Regions from separate parts of the Homo sapiens genome. Here all the other regions are linked to region 3. A link is a contact called in ENCODE Hi-C data. All regions are on one chromosome and are shown on one strand. The core of a region is the stretch at or near the end of the contact, and the rest is flanking DNA. Distances in the headings are between cores, read along the strand shown.

Evidence for each region. A loop is a pair of places that touch in the nucleus more often than their neighbours do. Pooled maps may share reads with other maps.
Region 1: a map of heart right ventricle shows a loop between it and region 3 (3-fold over the local background). The contact joins two enhancer-like sites. A Hi-C loop is called at or near these places in 3 of 168 maps with a recorded cell type or tissue (Right ventricle myocardium inferior, heart right ventricle and sigmoid colon) and 3 of 50 pooled maps.
Region 2: a loop to region 3 is called in a map of heart left ventricle, with 2.9 times the contacts of the local background. The contact joins two enhancer-like sites. A Hi-C loop is called at or near these places in 7 of 168 maps with a recorded cell type or tissue (Calu3, HCT116, IMR-90 and 4 more), 1 of 37 single-sample maps with no recorded cell type and 15 of 50 pooled maps.

The regions. Positions count from the first base shown.
Region 1 is chr2:18,975,594-18,978,293 of GRCh38, reverse strand. All of the region lies in intron 5 of LOC105373456 (a long non-coding RNA gene), which reads right to left. Among named protein-coding and RNA genes, the nearest start is that of LINC01376, 50 kb to the left of the region's middle. Within about 2 kb of position 1,418, at least 6 of the 41 ENCODE cell types and tissues checked have a DNase peak (open chromatin) inside an H3K27ac peak, as active enhancers do; they include heart right ventricle, where a contact is called at or near this core.
Region 2 is chr2:18,741,065-18,743,764 of GRCh38, reverse strand. All of the region lies in intron 4 of LOC105373456 (a long non-coding RNA gene), which reads right to left. Among named protein-coding and RNA genes, the nearest start is that of NT5C1B-RDH14, 150 kb to the right of the region's middle. Within about 2 kb of position 1,263, at least 3 of the 41 ENCODE cell types and tissues checked have a DNase peak (open chromatin) inside an H3K27ac peak, as active enhancers do.
Region 3 is chr2:19,676,797-19,679,496 of GRCh38, reverse strand. The region is part of intron 1 of LOC124905977; the gene reads left to right. Among named protein-coding and RNA genes, the nearest start is that of LINC00954, 190 kb to the left of the region's middle. Within about 2 kb of position 1,421, at least 3 of the 41 ENCODE cell types and tissues checked have a DNase peak (open chromatin) inside an H3K27ac peak, as active enhancers do; they include heart right ventricle, where a contact is called at or near this core.

The DNA.
Region 1 (2,700 bases), core at 169-2,668, 700 kb after region 3:
TAGTCTTCCAGTTGAGACCATTTCTACCATTAGGCATGATGTTTCCATGACTTATTCTGGCAAGAGTAGACTGGCATTGAATCAATAAATATGTATATAGGTAGCTTTGAACCACAAATGATCTTACGTAAATTAATAAGGCAATTGAGACTGTGTAGACCTGTTTTGAAAAATAATTCATAAGACCAAAATGGAAAATAATTGTAAAATATTTACTTCTGGCCACTACATTAGGGTTATATGTAATCAGGTCACTTCCCGGGGCCTAATGAACTATTAGCAGTGACACCAGAATTTGGATATAAAAGTTTTTACATAAGCAATTTGAAGAATGAATTCATTCGTTTTTCCAATGTCACTGAAAAGATATATATTTGCTCGTCTTTTATTTCTTATTTTTTTGCTTGAGTTGTTTTAATTCTTTTACTTGAGTGTCCTGAGAAGTTTTATGTATGCCAAATTCTGAGGCAGTGACATTAAAGAGAGGTTTAAACCTTATTCTAAGGACAGTGGCCTTTAAAATATGATTTGAAAGAGAAAAGAAAGGAACCAATGAAATGATCTAATATTAATACCCCATTAATAATGTAGTATTTAGGACAAGTAAGTAAAGCCAAATGTTAACCGAAATGTCTCCCAGTTGGGTCAGAGTCTGAACATCCCCCTGCAGTGTAAACACTCCAGCCTTGTGCCCAGGAATTACAATGTGGGCCAAGGACTAACTCACAGCTTTCGGTGCCCAATCAGCATGCAGTTAAAACAACTAAAATAACATGACATAAAGACACAAGACACGTTGAAAAACAAACTCTTACACACACATGACAAAGAAAAATACTTGATATTAAACAGCCCCAAATTATCTTCTATTAACAGCTCAATTCTATTGGTAGCCCACCACACTGATGGCTTGAAATCTTCCAGCACTCATTTAAGAGTCTCAGGGAGTCTGATTTACTTCTCAATGGCCCATTCATCCTTTGAACGTTTACTCTGTAGCCTGTGCAGTTATAACCTAAGCTGGATTTCATACATGAAAACTGACCTCCAGCACCCAATATTTTTGCCAAGTCTCAGTGAAGGCTCTTGGAATAATTTAGAGTTTGCCATAATGACAAGTTTAAGATTCAATTAATAAGTGTAGTAATTTATTTTTACTATGTTTGTAAAATGGCTTTAGCCCAACTAATTTCACTCCCCTTCACAGCCAAAAGGCCTAAGATAGCAACGATGATCCTCGCAGCAACACACAACAGGGCAGTTCGCTCTTGGTTGTTTAATGCCACGTCAAACACAAAGATTTCTACAGGACTCAGATGGAGACATTTCTCTCTTGCCTTAGTTTGGGCAAAAAATTGATGTCCTTCAGATAGCTGTAATGGATGGTGAGGACGGCAGAGAGTAATCAGGCCCAGCCCGAGGCAAATGCCAAAAGTTTCCCAGAAGGATAAATCTTGTTTCCTGCCTTACTTCACAGAATTAAGCCTTAAACAAGTCATGTTCTGTGGCTTGGATGCTGTGTTTATATCAGCTTTGGCTCCCTGGCTTGTGGTTGGGAACATTGTATTGGTCTGTAACTCAGGAAGGTTTTCCTGAAGCAAGAAATCACTATGTCGGTATCTTTATCTCCCATTCCATTTTATTTGTTCTATTAATACTGGCAAACGAGCTCTGAATGGTAAGTGGATTCATAGGAGACAGTGACATTGACCAGGTGCAGCTCGCAAAGCCAATGATTTAGCGCTCTGTTTCGGTAACCGTCTTTCCCAGGAGTTGTATGAAAGATGCCTCTTCATAAAGGATTTCGTTTTGGAAAATAATAACAGCACCTCATCTGTGCATGGCTCATTCTCGGTAGGTTCAGGAAAAAATCTTTTCTGTGGAGTTCAGGGTAGGCTGAGACCTTGTGGTCTCTCAGTGTCTTAAATGAAACCAAATCCTCTGGGGAGTGCATTCATTTATGGTTAGTAACAGGCGACTTCCTGTTTCGAAGCAAAATGGGCTTGAAGAGGCTTATAAAAAAGACTCAAAAGGTTTCTTGGACATCAAATGACTCTAGTAAAACATTTCGATGAGTTAAGTGTAAATGTACCAGCAGCATACGGATTAAATTCCCTTCTAAATAAACATTAACAGAGAACATGTTTGGCAAAATGCATTTTGAGTTTTGCAAAACTGAAAACATTTGAAAAAGGAGTGTGAGATATTTGATGAACTCAGAAAGCAGCCGGATTGCCCATCCCATACTTGAATATTGTCTTTGGATGTTCTGCAGATGTCAAATAAATTAGGATGCAGATATTAAGACCAATGTCTGCTGCAGAAATGATCAGCTGCCTGTCAGTTAGGATGGCGTTTTTGTGTATACCCTGTTCGTGTATGTGTGGCTGAACAGAGCCGTGGGGGACCTGTAACCCTTTCCTCACCTACAGGCATCCTCCCTTTCCTGGATTCAGTCCTGTAAGACCTTTTATTATTCACAGCTCTTCCATCTGTTTTGCTGCCTGTGAGATATTTTGGCTTCCAAAGAGGATTCCTGCTTTGCTATATATTTACAATGAAACTTTGGTGTCACCAGGCAGATGACAGCCTTGGCGTTGCTTGGGCCAAGGCCTTTTATCCAGAAGCCACTGTCCTCGTCAAGACTCTTATTATCTCTCACTATCTCTTTTTTCTGACATGCTCCCGAAACAAAATTTA
Region 2 (2,700 bases), core at 14-2,513, 940 kb after region 3:
AAACATATGCACACAAGCACCCACACAAAATATTCCTGTGTCTAAAATAAGCATTTATTATGTTTTATTTTAGGAACACCTGGGGTTTAGGCATCTAAGTAAATAAAAATAAATATGAGCTCAAATGAAAAGAACACAAGGTTTGAAGTCAGAAAAAGGGGGTCAGAATCCAATTCTGCTAATTTGATGTACATGGGTTTGAACATTACAATTCACTCCTTTGAAATATGAACATGATATAATCTTCCGTGCTTACTCCACAGAATTGTTGTGAGACACAAATGAAATAATACAATCAATATCATTTAAAATTAGCACATCCAAGGGAGAAAACAGGCTTCTCTCTCTCAGCAAAAGCAAATATTCCACTTAAGCAAACAGATAAATTTTCTTCACAGTACAATTTTGCATTTTCTCAAGACCGCTGTGTTGCTAATTGTTCATGTCAGACCAAAAAATACTTGTAATGCATCTCTCCATCGATGTACTTACATTCCAGCTAAATGCTACAGTTTGTGCTATCTTCAATTCTTCACCCCAGTCACAGGTGGGGAGTTCTCGCTTCTCATCAGGTGCTGTCTACACTCCCCACCCTGCTCCTTCTCTCCTGCCTATATGGGTTTTCATCAACCAGTGCAGGAAATCAGATGAGATTGCCCTTGCGGTGGACAGAAAGCTGGGGGCATTGGAGGGCCTCATGCAGGTTAGGAGAGATGTGAAGGAAATGCTGCAGTGTTGGGAGAATGGACGTTGATAGCACTGTAGGTGGGAAAGCTGGTCTGGATAATGTCCACAATATATTCCTGCTCCTGACATTGCTGGACGTATTCCTGTGTCACTTGGTGGGAAACTATTTTGTAGGCTCACCCTTCATTCAGCAAACCATGTTTTTGCAGCCCTTTGAACTGCAGTTGCTGGCTCCAGGATTCTGCCAGCACCGAGGACCTCAGTAGCTGCTTTTCCACCATCGCGGAGCTCCCAGTTAAGTCGCACTCCAGGCTCTCATGGCATAAATTAGGAACAGAAAAACCATGTTTTAACTCATGGCTCTGAAAAGCAATCAGTAGAGCCATGAGGCCTGCTTTGGCAAAGGTTCTCTCTCAGTGAGGGAAATAGGACAGCCCAGCCAATCAGTCTGCCGCTCATTTTCCAGCCCATGGAAGCGGAGCCACCAGTGGGCACTAGGCTGCCTGTTTTCAGTGGCTCTGCTCCCAAGCCTGTGGCAGCATCCTTGTTGTGATTTTGGCAAGCTCAGAAGAGTAGTGGGAGATGGCCGTTGCTAGTGTTCTCTAATTGGGAGGCTAACTGCTTGCCTTCCAGATTTACTGTTCCCAAGGTCTGAAGGACATGCAGCTTAGGTCCTGGCGAGTCGTGGATGGCTTTGTGTTACTGTTTGGAAACTTTTTATTATGTTCTGATGTAAGTGGTATGGGGGAGTCACTCCTTGAGATAACTCATCCTCTAAGTTTCAAAGGTGACACTGAACTTTCCCATTCTCTCCTATGTATGCACTGCCCATCAGTCATACAAATGCAACACCGACATCGGCAGGGGGGTGGGGCAGTGGCAGTACCACCAGTTTCCTCCGCCTCCTGCTCTTAAGCTTTGCTCTGAGCTGCACACAAATCCACAGCTCCGTTTTCCTTTCTTGGCCCTGGGCCCCTTCTCTCCGGCACTCTGTTTCAAAACATCACAAGCCACACAGGTGGTTTTTGTTGCACCACAGCTCGTATTCTTGACAGATCCTACATCTGCACATTAATACTCCTTGATGCCTCCAGCCTGAAACTTTCCCAGACACACTGGCCTAAGAGCCTCAGAAGCAATACATGAGGGGAACTAACGACATAGGAATTCCTTACTAGGTCTGAGGGTTGGGGGGTCGTGGTGTTTTAAACAAGAGAAGCTTCATGGTCATTTGGCTCAGAACTTCAAGGCATTTGACTATGTTAGTAGAAAATCACCCTCCTTTCAGAGCAATGAGTGCTTCAGGCAGGGCCCTGGGGCACCTCCAAGTTACTGTAATCATGAGGTATCACCATTGCCACAATTTCAATCACACAGTTAATGTTTTTTGAGTGAATATATGAATAAACAATAATAATAATTGTTAACATTTATTGGGTCCTTTCTATTTGTAAGGCACTGGTCTAAATTCAATAACATCTCTAATGCTCAAAACTTCCACATAAGGTAGGTACTAATTTACACACTTTACAGATAAGAAAACTGACTAACCAAATAAACAAATAATCTGACCTAAACCACACAGTTGGTTTAATGACAGAGCAAGGAACAGAATCTAGATTATGGGTTCCCAAGCCCAGGCTAGCTAACTCCATTTAATCATGCTGAACTCTTTAAAAAAGGGAGGGGTGGTGTGACAAACAGAACCAGGGTCTTGAAAATAAACTGCCCAAAACTTGATTTCCATACTGGAGTCTGTCTTCTAAGCCATTAGAACATTTCACTGGGTGGAAGAAACACTTTTCCCATTTTACTAGCATGCAGCAACAAAGAACAGGAAGAAAAGAATGTGGGTTGGAATGAGAGAAGAAAAGCTTCCCAGATTTAACAAGAAATAAAAAGTAGGGGGAAAAAATCATCTCCCAGGAAGGCTGGAAAGAAGAGAACAGCACCATCCCTAAGGATATGAAATAGATGAGTAGAGGGACTTTCAATAAATCAGAGATTTTGGAG
Region 3 (2,700 bases), core at 172-2,671:
AAGAGGCTGGGGACCACACTCGAGGCATGGAGACTGTCTGGGGGCTGTTGCCACAGTCCCTAAAGACAGCTGGGAGGGCTCATCTCTCTGGATGGGGATATTTTGACTCCCTGTGCCTGTCTCTTAGAATCTGGGTAGATTTTTGAGGCTGATTATTCCCACACATACTTTAAGGATGGATTAACTCTAATTGCCTGCTAAGAAATGGACTAACTGGTTGTATTCTGGAAAGGGGCTGGGCGTCCATTTTCAGAGAAAGAAAAAGGGAGGCCAGAAGTGTATTTTCCTTCTTGTTCTGTTTCCTGGATGGGACTTAGGACCACCAAGAGACAAATAAGCATAAAAGATGATGGATCTGAGGTGGGGGAGGAGAGGGCCATAGGGGGTGGCACCTTTCTGGGCACAGATGTGAGCAGGCCTCAGCTCTGTCATTAAGGACTTTTCCTGTGTGCATTAAATTCACTCCATGCAGAACTGTGCCCTGCCATTTACCCCTTTACCCCTCACTGGCTGCCACCTGTCTTCTAACCCCCACAGTACCTGGCCTGTGGCTGTGGTAAGTGTTCTGTGTTATTTGCCCTTGGCAGTAACTTTTCTGAGGCCTTTTCCTCCACATAATTCCCATGTGGAGCCATCTTGGTTAGTAAGCTGTTTGAAGCAATTTGTCATGTTGGAGTTTTAAACGAGAAAAGGAAGGCACAGGGATGCCTCTTTCCTCAAAGCCAATCACAAACAGTTTTTCTGAACATTTAAAAATATTAGATCTGGAGTTCAAAACTGAGTGTCACTTCAGCAGTCATTTATGACGCTCCATATCCTGCCCATCCGAGTTCAGCTTCAGCTACAGACTCTGGGCTTAGTTTCCAGAGGCCCCCGCAGGCTGCACCATGAGTGAGGACTGTCTGAACTCCATCTTGAGCCCGGAACAAGCCCAGAGTTTGCTCTCTGGCCTTAGGTTAGCTGGAGTGGGGGAACATGGAGGGAACACAGGTTAGCTGGGAGAGTGGGACAAGGTACACGAGGGCCGTGGAGGCCGGGCATGACGTTTAAATCTTACAGACCAGGGGAGTGACCAAAAGAGTCGTCTGTGTGTGAAGGAACTGAAATGATTGGAGCTGGCCTTGCTCGACTGTCACCTCTTCCGGGACAGCTCTTGACGGAAGCACTGACCTTAGCATGGGCTCCTGGGCAGCCTGCCACAGAGCCGTCATCTCTGGGCAGCAGCAAAGGACTGTCAGTTGGTTGGGAAGGTGGACTATGTCTCCCTTGGGCTGAGGTCATTATGAGAGCGTATGTGACCCTAGACACTGAAGCTACACAAGATTCAGCCACAAACCTCACTTGGGCCAAGGACTCCAGCGTCTTACCCAGGCCCTTGGTCCAGAATAATCGTTGCTGCCTAAAAGCAACAAGAACATTTTGTCTCATTGTTTTGCTTCAGTCTCCTTGGGCACAGGCATCTGGCAACAGACACTGAGCTTCCTTAGCCACAGGGCACAGTTCTGTAGACTCGAGGCTGGGGTTGAGGCTGCTCCACCAACGGCAGGAGTCCTGGGCTTCCCCAGAGTAAGCAGCAATCCTGCTCCTGGAGATGGCCTCAGAGCCGAGACCTGGCCGCCCTGGAGCTGCTTTCTGATGCACACTTTCCCTTCCTTGTGCCCTCCTTACTCGCCCCCATACCCCTCCCCGCCCCACACACAAGCCTCAGTTACTCACTACACCATTCACACACAAACACATCCGGCCTGATGCACATGCATGGTCACACACATACACCACAGTACACACCACACACTTTACCACCCATCCCTCCATAGCACGGGTCCTCCCACACACCATACCCACCACACCATACCCATGCTCCCACTTACACTGGGTCACTGCCTCTCAACTGCCAGCCAGCACACACCTCACAGGTAGGTTCCCCCAATGTCATACTCTCCACACGACTGCACACACCACTCCCTCGGGGTGCCAGGCAGTGACACACCTGTCATCAAGCTTTTGATGGGGGTCTCCACCCAAAGCCACATGCCCTCAGCACTGCTTGCTCAGCCTTCTGTTATAACCAGGGCAGCTGGGGATGGCCCTGCCAAAATTGTCAGGGGGTTGATGATGTGTCTACGTGAGAGAGAGAGAGAGAGAGAGAGAGAGAGGAGAAGGGCATGATTTGGAAAATACTTCCAGAATTTGAAAGCAAACTTATAATATTTCCTCAATTTGTGATCCATTTGTGGCCCTCATGTTGCTAAATATTGCATGATAGAGTAAACATTTGGCAAGACCTGCAGGTTTTATTTAGAAGATTGGGGAGAAAAAAGCTACTCAACAAGGAGTGAGCTGGTGTGTCCAGGAGAGATAAAAGGTATTGTGCATGGAAGATTTTAGTGGAAATGGGAAACCAGGGCCCTGAGCAGATCTGTCAGCCAGTTACAGGAAGGACTAAACCTTTTAGCTGGCTGGGGAGACCGGCTCTGTGTCCTGGTGCTTCCCCCAACTCACGTGTAGGTGGCGTCTTCCCACTGACTGTCCAGGGGCCAGGCAAACACTGGAGCATCTTCATCAGAGAGGCATTTGGGGGGCACGCCATAGATTACCTGAAGCTCTTCTCCGCCCCTCCAAGTGTGGCAGGTTTTTAAAATCCAACTGCGGGCTACCTCCCAGGATGGCTTCCTTGACCTCTGTTCTCACTCCTCAGAG